Linked DNA regions of Homo sapiens: region 1 is linked to region 2. Evidence: chromatin loops called from intact Hi-C (ENCODE). Cell type or tissue: prostate gland. All regions are shown on one strand. Links, peaks and the distances in the headings refer to the core of each region. The heading gives the core; the rest is flanking DNA. Region 1 has its middle 90 kb from the start of RGS1. Region 2 has its middle 33 kb from the start of RGS2-AS1.

The links. Hi-C counts contacts between places; a loop is a spot of excess contacts. Peaks named below come from ENCODE experiments on the same cell type or tissue, not always from the same donor. Only the 100,000 strongest peaks of a DNase experiment are listed, where the experiment ranks them.
Region 1: a loop joins it to region 2, with 5 times the contacts of the local background. A loop is called at or near these places in 3 of 110 quality-filtered maps.

What each region holds. Positions count from the first base shown.
Region 1 is chr1:192,480,844-192,491,488 of GRCh38, forward strand. No RefSeq gene overlaps it. Among named protein-coding and RNA genes, the nearest start is that of RGS1, 90 kb to the right of the region's middle. In prostate gland, for the core only: no CTCF peak of the experiment used is centred there; DNase peaks (open chromatin) are centred at 5,038 and 9,108; H3K27ac peaks cover 3,433 bases.
Region 2 is chr1:192,910,126-192,920,770 of GRCh38, forward strand. No RefSeq gene overlaps it. Among named protein-coding and RNA genes, the nearest start is that of RGS2-AS1, 33 kb to the right of the region's middle. In prostate gland, for the core only: no CTCF peak of the experiment used is centred there; no DNase peak of the experiment used is centred there; H3K27ac peaks cover 844 bases.

The DNA.
Region 1 (10,645 bases), core at 1,502-9,501, 430 kb before region 2:
CTGCTTCTGAAAACTTATGCGGTCTATGAAGTTTCTCCTCACAACTGTAAGTATTATTTATCTTTCTCTGTGTTCTAATTTAGGAATGGTCAGGGTTCTAAATATATATATATATGTGTGTGTGTGTGTGTGTGTGTGTGTGTGTGTGTGCATGTGTGTGTATTTTTGAGACGGAGTCTCACTCTGTCGCCCAGGCTGGAGTGCAGTGGCATAATCTCAGCTCACTGCAACCTCCACCTCCCAGGTTCAAGCGATTCTCCTGCCTCAGCCTCCTGAGTAGCTAGGACTACAGGCGCCTGCCACCACAATATTTTTTTTCATGTTTCTTTCATTTTTTTTTATTATTATACTTTAAGTTTTAGGGTACATATGCACAATGTGCAGGTTAGTTACATATGTATACATGTGCCATGCTGGTGTGCTGCACCCATTAACTCGTCATTTAGCATTAGGTATATCTCCTAATGCTATCCTTCTCCCCTCCCCCCACCCCACAATAGTTCCCAGAGTGTGATGTTCCCCTTCCTGTGTCCATGTGTTCTCATTGTTCAATTCCCATCTATGAGTGAGAACATGCGGTGTTTGGTTTTTTGTCCTTGCGATAGTTTACTGAGAATGATGATTTCAAATTTCATCCATGTCCCTACAAAGGACATGAACTCATCCTTTTTTATGGCTGCATAGTATTCCATGGTGTATATGTGCCACATTTTCTTAATCCAGTCTATCGTTGTTGGACATTTGGGTTGGTTCCAAGTCTTTGCTATTGTGAATAGTGCCGCAATAAACATACATGTGCATGTGTCTTTATAGCAGCATGATTTATAGTCATTTGGGTATACACCCAGTAATGGGATGGCTGGGTCAAATGGTATTTCTAGTTCTAGATCCCTGAGGAATCGCCACACTGACTTCCACAATGGTTGAACTAGTTTACAGTCCCACCAACAGTGTAAAAGTGTTCCTATTTCTCCACATCCTCTCCAGCACCTGTTGTTTCCTGACTTTTTAATGATTGCCATTCTAACTGGTGTGAGATGGTATCTCATTGTGGTTTTGATTTGCATTTCTCTGATGGCCAGTGATGATGAGCATTTTTTCATGTGTCTTTTGGCTGCATAAATGTCTTCTTTTGAGAAGTGTCTGTTCATATCCTTTACCCACTTTTTGATGGGGTTGTTTGTTCTTTTCTTGTAAATTTGTTTGAGTTCATTGTAGATTCTGGATATTAGCCCTTTGTCAGATGAGTAGGTTGCGAAAATTTTCTCCCATTCGGTAGGTTGCCTGTTCACTCTGATGGTAGTTTCTTTTGCTGTGCAGAAGTTCTTTAGTTTAATTAGATCCCATTTCTCAATTTTGGCTTTTGTTCCCATTGCTTTTGGTGTTTTAGACATGAAGTCCTTGCCCATGCCTATGTCCTGAATGGTAATGCCTAGGTTTTCTTCTAGGGTTTTTATGGTTTTAGGTCTAACGTTTAAGTCTTTAATCCATCTTGAATTAATTTTTGTATAAGGTGTAAGGAACGGATCCAGTTTCAGCTTTCTCCACATGGCTAGCCAGTTTTCCCAGCACCATTTATTAAATAGGGAATCCTTTACCCATTGCTTGTTTTTCCCAGGTTTATCAAAGATCAGATAGTTTTAGATATGCGGCATTATTTCTGAAGGCTCTGTTCTGTTCCATTGATCTATATCTCTGTTTTGGTACCAGTACCATGCTGTTTTGGTTACTGTAGCCTTGTAGTATAGTTTGAAGTCAGGTAGTGTGATGCCTCCAGCTTTGTTCTTTTGGCTTAGGATTGACTTGGTGATGTGGGCTCTTTTTTGGTTCCATATGAACTTTAAGGTAGTTTTTTCCAATTCTGTGAAGAAAGTCATTGGTAGCTTGATGGGGATGGCATTGAATCTATAAATTACCTTGGGCAGTATGGCCATTTTCACGATATTGATTCTTCCTACCCATGAGCATGGAATGTTCTTCCATTGGTTTGTATCCTCTTTTATTTCACTGAGCAGCGGTTTGTAGTTCTCCTTGAAGAGGTCCTTCACGTCCCTTGTAAGTTGAATTCCTAAGTATTTTATTCTCTTTGAAGCAATTGTGAATGGGAGTTCACTCATGATTTGGCTCTCTGTTTGTCTGTTATTGGTGTATAAGAATGCTTGTGATTTTTGTACATTGATTTTGTATCCTGAGACTTTGCTGAAGTTGCTTATCAGCTTAAGGAGATTTTGGGCTGAGACAATGGGGTTTTCTAGATACACAATCATGTCGTCTGCAAACAGGGACAATTTGACTTCCTCTTTTCCTAATTGAATACCCTTTATTTCCTTCTCCTGCCTCCTGCCAGGGCAATTGCCCTGGCCAGAACTTCCAACACTATGTTGAATAGGAGTGGTGAGAGAGGGCATCCCTGTCTTGTGCCAGTTTTCAAAGGGAATGCTTCCAGTTTTTGCCCATTCAGTATGATATTGGCTGTGGGTTTGTCATAGATAGCTCTTATTATTTTGAGATACGTCCCATCAATACCTAATTTATTGAGAGTTTTTAGCATGAAGGGTTGTTGAACTTTGTCAAAGGCCTTTTCTGCATCTATTGAGATAATCATGCGGTTTTTGTCTTTGGTTCTGTTTATATGCTGGATTACATTTATTGATTTGTGTATATTGAACCAGCCTTGCATCCCAGGGATGAAGCCCACTTGATCATGGCGGATAAGCTTTTTGATGTGCTGCTGGATTCGGTTTGCCAGTATTTTATTGAGGGTTTTTGCATCAATGTTCATCAAGGATATTGGTCTAAAATTCTCTTTTTTGGTTGTGTCTCTGCCCGACTTTGGTATCAGGATGATGCTGGCCTCATAAAATGAGTTAGGGAGGATTCCCTCTTTTTCTATTGATTGGAACAGTTTCAGAAGGAATGGTGCCAGTTCCTCCTTGTACCTCTGGCAGAATTTGGCTGTGAATCCATCTGGTCCTGGACTCTTTTTGATTGGTAAGCTATTGATTATTGCCACAATTTCAGCTCCTGTTATTGGTCTATTCAGAGATTCAACTTCTTCCTAGTTTAATCTTGGGAGAGTGTATGTGTCGAGGAATTTATCCATTTCTTCTAGATTTTCTAGTTTATTTGCATAGAGGTGTTTGCAGTATTCTCTGATGGTAGTTTGTATTTCTGTGGGATCGGTGGTGATGTCCCCTTTATCATTTTTTATTGCGTCTATTTGATTCTTCTCTCTTTTTTCTTTATTAGTCTTCCAAGCGGTCTATCAATTTTGTTGATCCTTTCAATATTCAACATTCTTAAAGAAAAGAATTTTCAACCCAGAATTTCATATCCAGCCAAACTAAACTTCATAAGTGAAGGAGAAATAAAATACTTCACAGACAAGCAAATGCTGAGAGATTTTGTCACCACCAGGCCTGCCCCAAAAGAGCTCCTGAAGGAAGCACTAAACATGGAAAGGAACAACCGGTACTAGCCGCTGCAAAATCATGCCAAAATGTAAAGACCATCGAGACTAGGAAGAAACTGCATAAACTAACGAGCAAAATCACCAGCTAACATCATAATGACAGGATCAAATTCACACATAACAATATTAACTTTAAATGTAAATGGACTAAATTCTCCAATTAAAAGACACAGACTGGCAAGTTGGATAAAGAGTCAAGACCCATCAGTGTGCTGTATTCAGGAAACCCATCTCACGTGCAGAGACACACATAGGCTCAAAATAAAAGGATGGAGGAAGATCTACCAAGCAAATGGAAAACAAAAAAAGGCAGGGTTTTCAATCCTAGTCTCTGATAAAACAGACTTTAAACCAACAAAGATCAAAAGAGACAAAGAAGGCCATTACATAATGGTAAAGGGATCAATTCAACAACAAGAGCTAACTATCCTAAATATATATGCACCCAATACAGGAGCACCCAGATTCATAAATCAAGTCCTGAGTGACCTACAAAGAGACTTAGACTCCCACACAATAATAATGGGAGACTTTAGCACCCCACTGTCAACATTAGACAGATCAACGAGACAGAAAGTTAACAAGGATACCCAGGAATTGAACTCAGCTCTGCACCAAGCGGACCTAATAGACATCTACAGAACTCTCCACCCCAAATCAACAGAATATACATTTTTTTCAGCACCACACCACACCTATTCCAAAATTGACCACATACTTGGAAGTAAAGCTCTCCTCAGCAAATGTAAAAGAACAGAAATTATAACAAACTGTCTCTCAGACCACAGTGCAATCAAACTAGAACTCAGGATTAAGAAACTCATTCAAAACCGCTCAACTACATGGAAACTGAACAACCTGCTCCTGAATGACTACTGGGTACATAACGAAATGAAGGCAGAAATAAAGATGTTCTTTGAAACCAACGAGAACAAAGACACAACATACCAGAATCTCTGGGACGCATTCAAAGCAGTGTGTAGAGGGAAATTTATAGCACTAAATGCCCACAAGAGAAAGCAGGAAAGATCCAAAATTGACACCCTAACATCACAATTAAAAGAACTAGAAAAGCAAGAGCAAACACATTCAAAAGGTAGCAGAAGGCAAGAAATAACTAAAATCAGAGCAGAACTGAAGGAAATAGAGACAAAAAAAAACCTTCAAAAAATTAATGAATCCAGGAGCTGGTTTTTTGAAAGGTTTTTTGAAAGGACCACCACAATATTTTTAAGAAATAATTCCACTATGTCTGCTTTCTGATCAACTCTCTTTGGTTAACAGGTTTGCATTGAAAGTTAAACAGTGATTTGAATTTACATTAGTGCCAATTTTGCTTCAATTTTATGGCGGCATTATTTGTACCCTGTTGAATGGTGAGATGAATTTTCTATTAATGCTAATTCGCCCCTGTCCCCATGAAAGTAAAACTAGATTAAATAAACTGTAATAATTTTCATAGAAAATAGTAGACTTATTATTTGGAGTGTGGTGTTTCCCCAGCCAAGCTCTTAAGATTGTGCAACATTTTACTTGGTTTTATTCCATGGTTTAGGCTGGCACTGACCCAACCAGTGCTCTTGAAAACACATGCTGAAGGTCACATTAGGGAAGAATATGAGTGGGTGAGTGAGTCAGTGCATGTCCACTAACTCCTCTAGAATAAACAAATATCTGTCTGACCAGGTATTAATCAACTTAGTAGGTGGAAAGCTTATTTAAAAAAAGAATTCCTTCTAGATGCCAGCAGAAAATAGGTTACCAAAGAACTGATTTGGCCAAAACTTTTCCTATAGAATTACTAAAGGTTAAAACACTTACTACATTCTAAATTAAAAGAATTATCTACTGCTAGAAGTTTCTGGAAGCCATATTCCTTAGGAACAACTCAAATCTTTGGCCTCAATGTAATTTATCAAAGTGTCTTTCCCCAAATCTCACTGTTACCAGTAAATTACACCATATTACTCATTCCTAAGGCAGATGAGAAATGTCATCCCATTATTGCCTTATATTTCCTAGAGTGAACTGACCAGTTGTATATTGGTAATTGCATAAATTCCTTGAGGGCAGGAACTATGCCTGGTGAAGTTATAGACATATCATACATATGTAATGAATATTTACTGAATTTTACATCATGACAAATTCTACCACAATTTCATGAGAACTTAAAAAATAAGTTTGCAAGAAAATATTTTATAATGGTGGTACATATTGAGACCATTTTAGAAGACTACTGTGTTACACAACACTGTTACCTAAGAGGAAAATAAATTGGCATGTAGTTATCCAAACTCAGTAATCATTTTTAGGGTAAATGATGAGATCACACTATATTAACATATTTATTAATGATGATCATAAAGCAATACTTCCACAAAAATAATCACCACAAACTTAGAGTGAAGTGAGTATAAGGTGATTTACTAACAGATGCTCAATGAGGATCAAATAAATACAAGAAATTGTAAAATTTAAAATTGTGAGCATCCAAATGTTAGCATAAAATTCATTTTCCTTTCACATTTTATTTTGAAAGTTTTGAAATCAACAGAAAAGATGCAAAAATAATATAACATCCATAGACTCCTTGTCTCGATTCCTCAATGTTAACCTTTTTTAATTTTATTTTTATTTTTATTATACTTTAAGTTCTAGGGTACATGTGCACAATGTGCAGGTTTGTTACATATGTATACATGTGCCATGTTGGTGTGCTGCATCCATTAACTCACCATTTACATTAGGTATACCTCCTAATGCTATCCCTCCCCCCTCCCCCCACCCCATGACAGGCCCTGGTGTGTGATGTTCCCCTTCCTGTGTCCATGTGTTCTCATTGTTCAATTCCCACCTATGAGTGAGAACATATGGTGTTTGTTTTTTTGTCCTTGCGACAGTTTCCTGAGAATGATGGTTTCCAGCTTCATCCATGTCCCTACAAAGGACATTAACTCATCCTTTTTTATGGCTGCATAGTATTCCATGGTGTATATGTGCCACATTTTCTTAATCCAGTCTATCATTGATGGACATTTGGGTTGGTTCCAAGTCTTTCCTATATTTGATTTTCTTACAGTGTGTATGTGTTTGTGTGTGTTGAACCCTTTAACAATTATTTGCAGTTATTTATTATTATTTAACAATTATTTGCAGTTCATCCCTAAATACCAAAGTGTATATCTCCTAAGAAAAAAGGCATTTTTCCTATATAACAATAATACAATGATCTCATTGAGGAAACAACATACAATGTAATATAGAGTTCATTTTCAAATTTTCCCAATTATGCCAATAATGTCCTTTGTATCTTTTGCTTCTTTCTTTCCTTCTTTCTTTCTTTCTTTTTTTTTTTTTTTTTTTTTTTTTTGATAGAGTCTCATTCTGTTGCCCAGGCTGGAATGCAGTGGTGCGACCTCGGCTCTCTGCACTTCCACCTCCTGGGTTCAAGTGATTCTCCTGCCTCAGCCTCTTGAGTAGCTGGTTTTACAGGCACACACCACCACACTTGGCTAATATTTGTATTTTTAGTAGAGATGGGCTTTTGCCATGTTGGCCAGGCTGGTCTCGAACTCCTGATCTCAAGTGATCTGCCCGCATCAGCCTCCCAAAGTGCTGAGATTGTAGGCATGAGCCACTGCACCCAGCCTCTTTTTATTTTTTTTAAGTTTTCCTAAGATTCAATCACTAATCACACACTGCAATTAGTTGCCTCTTTAGTCTCCTTTATCCTGGAAGAGTTTCCCAGACTCTTTTATTTTTCATAGCATTGGCATATTTGAAGGCCCAGACCAGTTGTTTTCCAGAATAACAATTTGGATATTTTAGATAATCAGATAAAGTTTATGTAATCTGAACAAGAATGCTGTACAGATGAAAGTGTGTCTTTCCTGGTATATCCCAGAAGGGGCAACTGATATCAGTTTCTCACCTCCTACTTCCCTTCTATGTCCCCTGTAGGCAAACTGTGGTATTACCCATCTCCTGAATCCATCAGGGGCTTTATTTTCCTTGGCCTCTGATGATACAGGCTTCCCTTTAGAAAAACCTCTTTCCACTTTTTCTCTAACTTTTCAAGGCTTCCATTTGTTCACTGCTCAATTCAAATATCTCCCCTTACCATAAAATATTCTATACTATGAATAGTATTCTATTCATATTCATATTTGCATACTATTCAAATAACAATATGAATAGTATTCTATTCATATTCATATTCGAATAGAATACTATTCATATTTGTATAGAATACTATTCAAATTGTTATTCTGGAAAACTGGTCTGGGACTTCAAACATGCCAATGTCATATGTCTTGTCATCCTGCTAGCCTGCATGCCTGCTGGCCTATTCATAGCATAGATATTTTATGGTAAGGGGTGATATTTGAATTGATACTATACTCCCTCAAGTTGCATCATATCTCCCTCTTCAAACGTCTTTTAGTTTTTTAAATACACTATTATGGACTGAGTTAGGTCCCCTCAAAATTCACATGTTGAAGTTATAAAACTCAGAATGTGAATGCATTTAGAAATAGAGTCTGTAAAGCGATGATAATTAAAAATAAATAAGCAAAGTGGGCCCTAATATGACTAATGTCCAATCAGAAGAGAAAATTAGGGCATAAACATGTATAGAGGGAGGACCATGTGAATACACAAGGTGAAGACAAGGAGAGAGGCCTCTTAAGAAATCAACCTTGCTAACACCCTCATCTAAGGCTTCTAGCCTCCAGAATTGTGAGAAAATAAATTTCTATTGTGTAAGCCATCCAGTCTGTGGTATACTTTGTTACAGCAGCCCTATCAAGCAAACACATGCACTCAGTGCTTTAATCTAATGAATGACTTGGTAGTTACACGTGTATAGATACTAATGTTATAATTACCATATGCCTAGTGATCCTGCTGGCCTGCCATCCCACTGAGAGCAGCAACTATGGACCTAGAATTCCCCACATCTGGGTTTCATTTCCCACAGAGCTCATCAGGATCCTGTGCACTCAGTAAACAATAATTTGATGGTCCTTGATGGATGACTAAATTTAAATTACCTTAGGAAAAAAATCAATCCTATAATTAATTGCCCCATTGTTTATAAGAATTCATCCATGACACATGTTTTTAATTTACCCCTTACCCTCTGAGTGTCATGTAACTCTCCAGAGATTTTCTCTTCCTCTCTATAAAACTACTTCTTAAAAGTTTTTAATTCTTAAGGAAATTTTTAGAATTTAAGAAAGAAAAAAAAAAATCCAGTTTACTAAGTGCCTATTCTTTCTTCAAAACAGTTTTCTCTATTTTCTAAAAATATGTCAAGTTGACTTAAAATAATCATAATAAAAATGACAAAAATTAAGACAATAAAGAATATCATGTTATTTCAAGTAAATGTAGTATTTATTTGTATTAGTTTGTACATAAATTTCCAGAGAAATCAAGGCTTTATAGCTGCACTCGGTTTGCATTGATACTTACCTCTGCTTTTAGTGTAGGAGACATTTTCCAGTGGTAAACACTGCTTTATATCTTCAGGCTCATTAATCCCCAGCATCAGTGTGCCTCATCACAGATGAGAAAATGCAGGAGGTTCCTGTTTGGGGCCTTGCTGTCATGGTTTCTTGTTGCTAGCAACACACAGAAGCATGACCAGCTGCTGCTGCTGCTGCTGTTCCTGTTAGTCTGCTAACTAAATATGGGTGAATTTTTCTATGAGTCAGTATTTCTACACTGTCAATAACAATGTGTGTGTGTGTTTCAATTAAGGCCTGATTGTTAAGTCACTAAGGATCGACTGAATCCAATTCTAACATGAATAATCTTCAAAATTTGGCTTATGGTGTGCCATAGATGTCCAGCTAAACTGAATATAATCCTCAGGCATGAATTATGTTAAGAAAATTACTGCTGATTGAAGCTATCGTTCATGGATTAACTCACACTTAATAAAAAGCTATGTTCCTTTGATATCTTTTCAGGTTTAGTCCAGATTTGGCGGGAGTAGGTAGAGGGATGTTCTGTGGTCTTGTAAAATTGGGAAGCATTAAGAAATACAAAATTAAACATATTCCAATAATACATAAAGTTTTAGAGACTAATTAATGTCAATTTGTATCATGACTCTCCTAAAAGGGAATAGAGAATTTTATAATTCTAACACTCATTTGGAGTAACTTATGGCAACTACAGAAAATATGGTTTAAGACACACAGGAGTTCCATATGTATTTGCAAGTAATTTGAGATGCAGTATCATATGATGCAGAGTTAGAGGCAGAAGACCTGAATTCTTCTCTTACCTCTGTCAAGAATTAGCTGTGTGAACTTGGGAAGGCCTGGGGAAAGTCATTTTTATCCCATGTCTCATTTTTAAATTTGTAAAATGGAGATAAACTTATAAGGCTATTGTGAAAATTAAATTAATAAATGCATAGTGAAATTACTGTGTAAAATGAAAATCACTATATGAATATGAGTTGATATTCCATTTATAAGATGCCGCTTACATTTCCTTCAGGATTTATAGTACTTGCTGTCTCTGATTAAAAGTTGTCCTACTCTCTGGCTCTAAAATACTGCAAAATGAAGCAATCTTCTATCTGATATAGTCATCTAATTACAAGTCCAGGTCAAGCAAAATAAGACAATGTTTGAAAGTTTTTCTGATTTTTGAATTTAAAGAAATACTTTCAAATAAAGACTATAACTATAAATTTGCTTTTATTTTGAAACCATAGAATGATAAAATAAAAATTATTAGGATGGTTACTTATGGCAAAAGACACAGGGACAGAAGATGGATGTCTCTGAATATGTGTGTGTGTGTGTGTGTGTGTGTGTGTGTGTGTGTATGTGTATTTACATAGACATGTATACATATTTGTATACATATGTACACATACACACACACTTTGGAACCCTGTAAATGCTTTATGCTCTATCTATGTAATCAAAAACTGTGATTATTTCAAAAATAAAAGCTAAGCAGTTACTCAAAATTTTTTGAAGTAAAGGGATCTAACTGCATATCAAATTGTTGACAAAACCACACAGGGAAAAATTATTTCGAGTGACTTTAAAACGCAGGTTTTTTTTAGTATCACTAGTGAGATATATCCCAAGTATGAAAATCTCCACAAAGAAATCACAAGCTTTATTCGGCAGCATTATT
Region 2 (10,645 bases), core at 1,138-9,137:
AGGGACATGGATGAAGCTGGAAACCATCATTCTCGGCAAACTATCGCAAGGACAAAAAACCAAACACCGCATGTTCTCACTCAGAGGTGGGAATTGAACAATGAGAACACTTGGACACAGGAAGGGGAACATCACACACCGGGGCCTGTCACGGGGTGCGGGGAGGGGGGAGGGATAGCATTAGGACATATACCTGATGTAAATGACGAGTTAATGGGTGCAGCACACCAACATGGCACATGTATACATATGTAACAAACCTGCACATTGTGCACATGTACCCTAAAACTTAAAAAAAAAAAAAAAAGGTGCCAGAGATCTTTGTTTTCTCTTTAAGATCCTCTCTCACCTTTCTCTAACTGGTTTCCTGCCCACAAGAACCTGCTCTGTATGCACCCCATCAACAGGCTTTTCTGTTCTCTGGATTCTGTGTGGTTTTGACCACTGGGGAGCCCCAGCAGTGTTGGAGAAGGGAGAGTGAGGTAAGGGCACTTCCCCTACAGCCTGCCTTGCAGGGTTACTTCAAGATAGTTCTTTCTCCCTACCCAAGAAAACAGTTCTGAAGGTGTGTTCTTCATGGGACCCTCTCATTCCAGATTATAGTAATGAGTCTTTTTCTTTCAGGCCAAGGAGTTTCCCTGTAAGTAGCCTGGGGAACTCCAAAATCATAGCTTAGGACTTCCTTATACCCTGTACAATACCTTTGTGCATAGTCCTTTTATTAACCTCTCCTTGAATTATCTTCATTTGAGTTGCCATACATTTCCTGCTACATTTATTAATAGTACAAAAATGACCTCAGGAAACAGATGCTCAAAAGAAGATGCTGGAATCAATTTGCTTATTTATTGTAGGACTTAGAGAAATGAAAGTTCAGATTATCCTACCAGGAGAGAATCCCTGTCCAACCATAGTGCTGGCAAAGGGAAAGGAGAACATAGAGATAGGATGTATGGTAGAAAAAGGAATTCTGCTTACCAAATTATGCTCTGTGTCCAGCTACAGATTTGGGGATAGTATCAGCTACTGTTGGTGTTATTTGTTTTTCCTTTTTTCCTCTGCTACCTTACGTGGAGAACTCAGTGATCATTAATGTTTTCATTTCAGGCACAGCTGCTACTCAACTGATGTTACCCTGTTATGATTTGGTAGCTGATGGAACTTCATGTGTCCCCTGTGATGGAGACACAAACTTTTCCTGCAACGAAAAGTAGATGCTGAGGGGCCAGGAGTGATGGTACCAGACGTCTTGTTTACCCCTCTGGATCCCAGGATGCTGTTCAGTGTGGAATACATCCGTCGGCTCCTTTGCCTCCTAGTCTGCAGTTGAGTTCCTGTAGAGTCCCAGCAGGAGGTCTGAGGGAGTGATGAGAATGAGGTGAGGCCAATTACTCCCCCGCTCCCACCTGGAAGTTCCCTCTGGCAGGCTGCGTCCCACATTCAAGTTATACAGTTCCTATAACAGAGGGTCTCTCCACAAGACGCTCTCTTCTCAGGTTCTTTTTGAGAGGTGAAGCCAGCTGGGCTTCTGGGTCTGGTGGGGACTTGGAGAACTTTTCTGTCTAGCTAAAGGATTATAAATGCACCAATCAGCACTCTGTGTCTAGCTAAAGGATTGTAAATGCACCAATCAGCACTCTGTAAAACAGACCAATCAGCACTCTGTAAAATGGACCAACTAGCAGGATGTGGGTGGGACCAAATAAGGGAATAAAAGCAGGCCACCCGAACCAGCAGCGGCAACCCACTGGGGTCCCCTTCCACGCTGTGGAAGCTTTGCTCTTTCACTCTTTGCAATAAATCTTGCTGCTGCTCACTCTTTGGGTCCACACTACCTTTATGAGCTGTAACACTCACCACGAAGGTCTGCAGCTTTACTCCTGAAGCCAGCAAGACCACGAACCCACTGGGAGGAATGAACAACTGCAGACGCTCCACCTTTAAGAGCTGTAACACTCACTGCAAAGGTATGCAGCTTCACTCTTAAAGCCAGCGAACCCACCGGGAGGAACGAACAACTCCCGACACGCTGCCTTTAAGAGCCTTAACATTCATTGCAAGGGTCTGCCGCTTCACTCCTGAAGTCAGCAAGACCACGAACCCACTGGAAGGAAGAAACTCCGGACACATCCGAATATCAGAAGGAACAAACTCCTGACACACCATCTTTAAGAACTGTAACACTCACCGCGAGGGTCTGCGGCTTCATTCTTGAAGTCAGCGAGACCAAGAACCCACCAATTCCTGACACATTTTGACAACTCACTTTCCACTTCATGCCTAAGGATGGGTAACAGCCTCACTATATTCCTTTTCCTTTTGCTCACCTGCACACACTGTATAAGTGGCCCCTTTACGAAACCCTCTTTGATTTATCCTATTTTTAATATTCCATCTTTTCACTACTGAGCCTTGCTTGAAGTAATAACTGTAGAATTCATGTGAAGGGTGTACTGGAGAATATGAGAATTTACAAGAAGGAGGACTGGTTTGGGGTCCTTTCTCTTTCAGCAAGTATTAACCGAGTACCTGCCCTGTGTCTTGTGCCAAGTAGCATTCTACAGCAGTGAAGAAGAGAGGCAGAGTCCTTGCCCTCAAGGAGTTATGGGAGGACAAATAATAAACAAGTGAACAAATAAATGAGGTAACTTTAGGTCATAACCTGAGCTTTTAAGGAGACACACAGCATGATGAGATGGACAGTAAATGAGTTGAATCTGTTTCAGATAGTTTGGTCCAAAAAGGCCCCACTGAGCAGATGACAGAAAAGACATTGAGAAGGTGGAATCCACAGTATTGATTATTGATTAAATGTAGAAAATAAAGGAGAAAAGAAGATAGAAGTTTATCCCAAGATTTCTGTCTGTGTAACTGCAAGAAAATGGCACCACCTATATTTAAAACAGATATGGAATAGGTTTATGTTTTCTGGCAGGGGTTGCAAATAAAATATCCCCTCTTTTTGTAAATAAAATGTTATTGAAATGCAGCCACACTCATTTGTTTACATATTGTCTGTGGTTACTTTCACTCTGCAACGGCAGAGTTGTGTAGTTTCAACATTATATGGCCAGATAAGTTGAAAATACTATCTGGGCCTTTATAGAAAAGTTTACTGAGTTCTTCTCTATGGCATGTTGACATAGCATCATAATTTATAGGAAACCGAGGAGGAGTCAATTTCTCTAGGAATTTTCTAGCAGATTGAGTAATGGTCTGTTTAACTAACGTTTTGTGCCCTTGAGTGGGAGGAAAATTCACACTCAAGCTTAATCAGTGAATGGGGAATGGGATAATTTCACTTTCTCATTTCTCAAATAAACTTGCCCTGAACTCTATTAGAGATAACCACACTTAATAATATTGTATATTTCAAAATTGTTGAAAGAATCGACTTTTAATGTTCTCACCACACACACAAAAAAATGGTGTTGGTGAGGTGATGTATACGTTGATTAGCTGGATCAAATCTTTCTATGATGCATACATAGATCAAAACATTCAGTTGTACCCCACAAATATACACAATTATTATTTTTCAACTAAAAATAAATTTTTAAAAATTTAAATATATATTCCAAAAAAAAAACAAGAAAGAAAGAAATTCACCTGTGCGTGATAAACAGGCAGAAAAGAAAGCTCCACCCACTGGCGCTGGGCCCAACTCCTCCTTGTGAATTCTGCATGACCAAGGAGCTTGCAGTTCTCAGTTTGCTGCATATTTCTCAGGTCCCCACCCCCTTGAACTGTTGATTCTAGCTGCTAAAAACACCTCATCCACCCAACAACATCTACATCAGAGAAGATGACTGAAATCAGAGAATCCTCCCCCACCACCCACTTTGCTGCCTCTGAAGAAGCCTCTACCACTGTCTGCACGTTAAGACTTGCTTGAGGCCTTCCACTCCCAGAGAAGGAGCCAAAATTATCCTAACATGGCTCTCAGTTGTAGGCAAATCTGTTGATCCACTATGTCATCTACAAAGTAATTTCTTGCAAAGTTGAATTAACGTTAGTCCCAAGGACAGCTGATGTTTGAAATGATGTATTTTATTTCAAAATAAGACTGTGTCCACAGATTATCCCTGCTCCTATTTTAAGATTGGAATCTAATAAACAGCACAGGCTGCTCTACCATCATTTGCTGCCTTACCATTTGTTTGTATCTATTTTTCTGTTACTATTTTTGGCTATGCTTTTAGCCACAGGATTGAGTCTGAAAGCAGGCAGATATGGACTCAAGAAAGATAAATCATGGCTTAAATTTGTTCTCAAAGGATGAAGACCAAAACAATGTTCTCCTATTTAAAGAGCACTCAGATCTGGCTAGTTAATTGCCAATTTTGAGCAACCTAAAAAACATGACAAATTTATAGGTGTCTAGTCATTAACGTTCATAGTATAAATAAACCCTCATTTGGATCATCTTAAATTCATAAATTTCAGAGCAAAATAGATGTAGAGTTCCGTGGTCAGGAAAAAGAATGCTGGACTTGGATATTAAATGATCTGGGCATGAATTTAAGCTTTGCCCTTTCCTCTGTTCAACTCCAGCCAAGTCACTTAATCTCTATAGCATGAAGTTTCCTATTTGGAAAAGGAAGGGATTGGATTGGTTCAACAAGGTATCTTCAAGTACTAAACATCTATGAGTCAACATCTGTTCTAGTTTAATTCCTCATTTTATAAATGCAGAAACTGACACACAAAGGTGAAATCTAAGGCAGCTAGTTAATGATTTAGCTGAGTTTGGGATCAGTCTTCTAATATTTTGTTTTAAATTAACTGTGAGTGTGTGTGTTTTCTGAAGAGCTCAACATCATAGAAATCCAGTACCCTTGGCCCTGGACCTGTCTCCATGTGCATTTCTGCATCCTTTCGTAATTAGAATTTCTGTTCTTGGGACAGAAGGAAATAGAGATCATACAGCGGCACCCTACTCTATTTACAGGCAAGAACTGGCAAGACATACCAACTGGAACATCAGAGCTGGGGGCACATCTCAGTTTCTAGAACATCTAAGAACCTGAACAATGGTGTGGCTTGTATTGACTTTCAGATCAAGTGATGTTTTCCCAATTTTCTTAGTAATGAATGATTTACAAAGAAAGCTAGTGATTAAACATTATTTGTGTGTTTTCTGTAATTAAAAATCATTTTCTTGGAGTCACTCAGAGCTTAGTATAATGATTTTATTGTGGCATTATTTTAATTTTACTGTGGAAATAAGGATTATACCAATTTCCTTAGACTCAAAAGCTGTGGAATGGAAAATTCTGCTTGTGGAAGCACATGTCTGTTGGATAATTCTAAAATAAAATTTTACTTTTAAATAGCACTGGTCTCTGTCACAGGAGGCATTTCGTCAAGAACACAACCACTTACTAAATTTTATTCTTCTGAAATGTAAACGTACTTTTGCAAATTTTATTCAATGGCAATGACAATCCTATAACCAAACAATATGAATCCAGTCTATTTATTCAGGATACTTTGTTTAGTACTGTGCATAATTAAAATGAAAATGTCACTGCCCTGCAAATAAATGAAATGTTCACTAGATGATGAATTAAATACATTGTGACACATTCATAAAATGGAAGACTATCCATTTAAAGACGTGTTTTGAGAAAAAAATGTTTAAAATAGATGAAAACATTCATTAGTATTTTTAAAAAGGTTACAGAACTATTTGCACCTTGTGATCCCATTTTGTATGTCTGTGTGTATACAATTCTAAAAATTGATTACTTTGGAAATATCAAGTCAATTTCAAGAAAAGTATTTTAATTTTTTTCTTTGATACGGAACAATTCATTCCTGTCATTCTCCCTACCCCACTTCACTGCCACCTACTTCCCCAAAGACACCATTTCCTTTGTCCTCATAAGAATTCATATGAATTTAAAACTGCATCATTCTCTTTCTTTTTACAATTAATGTTAAAAGCTTCGTAGTTCAATTACAGTAAGAAAATCTGGAGTCTAAAGTAGATTTGTCTCCCTGGTTTTTTTTTTTTCCAGTTAATGAGGAAGTGTGTTGGTCTGATGCTCTAAAATGAATCAATTTTGGAAATACTATAAATCATAGATATTGCAACTTCAAGGCCAATGTTACTTCCTTGTATAACTGGAAAAGAGGAAACCTACACACACATTGTCCCAATTCCTGGTCCTTGGGGGCTGTTTGTACTGAAGAACTGTTAATTGCCTTGTTTTGATTTACACAAAATGAGGTGGGGACACCCTTCCTTGCCTAGAAGAGCCATTGGCCTAGAGCAAGGAAAAGAAATGTTGAAGTTTTGACTTTTTTCTTTTCTTTTTTTTTTTTTTTGAGACTGTGCCCCTCTCTGTCACACAGGCGGGAGTGTGAGCTCAGGCAACTGCAGCCTCCACCTCTGGGGCTTAGGTGATCCTCCTACCTCAGCCTCCTAAGTAGCTGAGACTATAGGCACAAGCCACCATGCCCTGCTAATTTTTGTATTTTTTGTAGAGACGGAGTTTCTCCGTGTTGCCCAGGCTGGTCTTGAACTCCCAAGCTCACATGACCCACTCGCCTCAGCCTCCCAAAGTGCTGGGATTACAGGTATGAGCCAGCTTTGGCCTCTTTGAATAGCTACCAATAGAAGGCTTTGTGATGGGCCCTGGTTTTTTGGGGAGGTGGCCCAGGGAAGTGGAGTAGGATGGAGAGTGACCTTGAGCTTGTTAAAAGAAAAACTTCAGCCGAATTAAATTTGAAAGAGTTTAATTGAGCAATGAATGATTTGTGAATCGGGCAGCCCCCAGAATCACAGCAGATTCAGAGAGACTATGGTGCAGCCATGTGCTGGAAGAAAATTTATGGACAGCAAAAGGAAAGTGACGTAAGAAAACGGAAGTGAGGTACAGAGACAACTGAATTTGTTATGGATCAGCATTTGCCTTATTTGAACACGGTCTGAACAGTTGACTACATTGATTGGCCAAAACTCAGTGATTGGTATAGGTGTGGGCTATGGTCAGTTTATACCACCACTTGTTATAGTTCAGAATGAATGGAAAAACCTTCAGGCTGAACTTAAATATGTAAGGAGGCAGCTTCAGGCCAAACTTGATTTAACAAGCTGCTTAATAATGTGAGTCCCTGTACTGATACTGAAGTAGTTACATGGAGTGCCAGCCTCGCTCTGCTCACATCTACTTCATTGAGCTTATAAACCCATTGCCCAGCTGCTAGGAGTATTGGCTGCCAGCAGCTCACACCTATTCCCCTACTCCAAGCCTCTGCCCAGTAGGGTCGAGTGCGGGACCTTAGTCTCTGCCATCCTTCTACCAGAGCCCACAGCCCATGACTGTCATTGGCTACAAAAGTACAGCCATCATACCTCAAGAAGGACACCCTCTGGAGTGTGACTTTATGCTCTGGAGCCCAGCCCCCTCACCCACCCCATCTCCTGGATCAGGCCTGAGACAGATTTCATCTGAGCTCACATCCTTGCCTGGCTCCATGCCTCCCCTGCCCTACCTCCCTCAGTCTCTGAGAGGTTTTTCCTGAAGAGCTTATCCTCAATCACAGGTACTCCAGCCCCTGGCGCGGGCCCTCCTTCTAGGGAGCCCAATCTAAGACAGATATTTTTGGCTCAAGGAAATGATTTTATTTCCTGAGCAAGTATCTGTATTGTCCAGTATCTGAGAACTAATGTCTATCTTCGAGCATATGTGTGTCTGTGGGTGGCTCACTAGTTCACTGCTGATGGTCATGACAAATTGTCCTTCTGTCCTGGCCTTGGAATGCCAAAGGCCAGCCCAGAGGGCCCTGCAGAGTCCCACTGTCATGGTAGCCATCTAGAATGAATAACTCTGATCCCTGTGTCCTGCTGATCATCTACAGTAGGATAGCTCTGGGGGCAAGACTAGCTCTGTGTGAAGGCACTGAGAACTCTTAAAGGAGAAGGTGGGCAAAGATTCTGTGTATTGCGGAATATTTCTCAAACACAACGGACAATCTGAACTCCACTCTTGTTCAATAATTTCCCCTCCCTAAAAAGCACTTCTTCCTTCTTACAGCTTCTCTAATGGTACTCACCCTTCAAGACACTACTGTGCTCATGTTCTCCATCCTCTATGTCATCAGAAAGACTCTCTGCCACAGAAATCTCTCCTCTCTCCAACTTTATACAACTCTTGCTTGCCTATGCTATTCTTTTAGCACCTCTCATATATTATCATGCATTCTTCCTGTTATCTTCATGTTCACGTCCCTTCTCTTTAATCCTTTAAATGTACTCAAGGATAAGGACTATGCCTTACCCAGAATCTCCCTAAATATTATGCACATGACACATACTCAGTAAATATTTATTAATCATGTTGGCATGTATATTTGCTGCATTTAACTTGTTAAATGATACAGGATTTTGTGAGGAACTGCTTATTAAGATCTTTTCCTAGCCTAGGAGATTACCAAATGATTGCAGGGATTGACAAGGAGTTGGTGTTTTGTTGAAAGCAGAGATACACAATTCAAGTTCAAAGAGGGCTTGGTTTTTGCAGGTAGAGCCCTGCTCTGCCCTCAGGTACAAGAGAGGATGACCTGCTTTGACATCCTTTAGCCATAAGAGATGTAAGAGGGAACTCTATGCCCCCAAACAGGGATGTTGGGGAGGAGGAGGAAGGCAGTGTTTATAAGGAGAGGCTGTCTTCTTTTATTAACAGCTTTTTATGAATGCTTTGTCTCGAAAAATGTGAGCTTAATTCAAGGAAACTTGCTTCTGAAGTTTTGGGTAACTGAGAGACAGTGATAATGGTACTTTGTTACCCAGTTGGATATCCTCTGAGCCACCAGAATGGCCAGTCCACCCCAGTGGTACTAGTGAATAGGAGAAAATTAGCATGGCAGAGAGGAACTGAATCCTCCCCTGGAGGTACACAAGACAGTACTTGTCTGTGCCATCAGTCTCCAGAGTTGGGGCCACAGAGGATGGAATGGAGCCCTGGTCAAGCAAATTGTTCCTGCCTGCTTCAGATGAATCGTGCCTGAAACTACCAACTAGAGGCCTGTAGACAAGCAGCTAGAGCAACCACGATGAAAAACAGAAACCAAACAACATCTTCACCATCACAGACATGGGGCTATCCCACTGATGTGGGACAGTCGAGCCCAGAACTGGGGCTTAGCCCAGGAAAGTTCTTGGCTTCACACAGGAAAGAATTCAAGAGCTAGCCAGTGGTAGAAGAAACCAGTTTTATTGAGGCAACAGCGTTACAGCTTTGTGACTGCTCCAGCAGAGTAGGGCTACCCTCTAGGCAGAGTAGCAGGTCTGGGGATGTCATGCAGTCATTTTTATACGCACTTTTAATTCCATGCAAATTAAGGGGTAAGTGGGTTGTTTAGGAACTTATAGAAAAAAGGTAATTTCCAGGTCATTGCCATGGAAAGGGGTGGTAACTTCTGGGTGTTTTCATGGCAATGGTAAACTGACATGGTACTAGGGGGGCATATGTTATGGAGAAGTCCCTGTTTCAGCCAGTCTTCAATCTGGTCAGGAGTAAAGTCCCACCTCCTACCTCAACACCATGTTCACTAAAGTGATGTTGCCTTTCTCCACCCCTGACCCTGAAGGAGCTTACATAAGAGGAAGGAGAGCATGTTGAGTTGAATATGAGATTGGAATTTATAAGTGGATAAGATGTTTAAAGCATAATAACCAGGACCAGCTACATAATTTGCAGAGTCCAGTGCAAAATGAAAATGTAAACCCCCTTGTTTAAAAAGCAAGAAAAACATACCCTTAAAAGTACTGAAATGTACAATTTTTTCCTTTCATCCACATGGTCTCTCTCAACCTGTGATGGTGATTTCTTACTCACTGTTTAATGTCATGATCCCTCAAGCACAGGGATAATGAAGGGGCAGTGCTGACCTTCATAGGCTCCTGAACTAAATTGCAGGGTGCATGCTATCCTTGGGCATGACAGCTCCTGGGTTTCTCCTGCCAGGAGCTGCAGATTCCCAAGGGTATTGCAACCTCAACACCAGGACACACACACCCCCACTGAATTGCCTGCCAAACACACCTTGGCGCTGCTGGTGCTGCTAGTCCGGGGCAGGCACCTTTGCAGAGACGCTGTGGGGCCCATGCCGAACTCAACCTTTTTTCCTGCCACTGCACTCTTACTAAATTTTTTGCCTCAGGCAAATTACCTAGCCCTTTTGCACCCCATGGTACTCATCATACAAAATTGTTTGAGGATTAAGGAAAGCAAAGCACATACATTGGTCTTTACCCTCCTCCTCAAAAATCTAGGCAGACTCCTAGGCCACGATGTAAGGAACGCAGCATTCTATAATTGAGTGTAATTCAGTAATTTTCCTGAAGTACTGATTGCCTGACCCTAATAGATAGTTTTTCTGGGAATGCTGCCTGCTAAGATTTAGTCTCATCCCTCTTACATGGGAATATACTGTTTACCCATCAAGGAGGTTTTGGGTTGGGGCCCAGAAGTGCTGTGACTGGCCGGAGAAGGACCTTAAAAGGGCAGGAACAGAGAAGCCCAGGATATAGACAAAATCAGAATTCTAACCAATGAAACACTTTGATAATGCCCAGGAACACATAAGGCAAACCACTATTGTTTTGTAGATACATGTATGATGCACTTCAGAA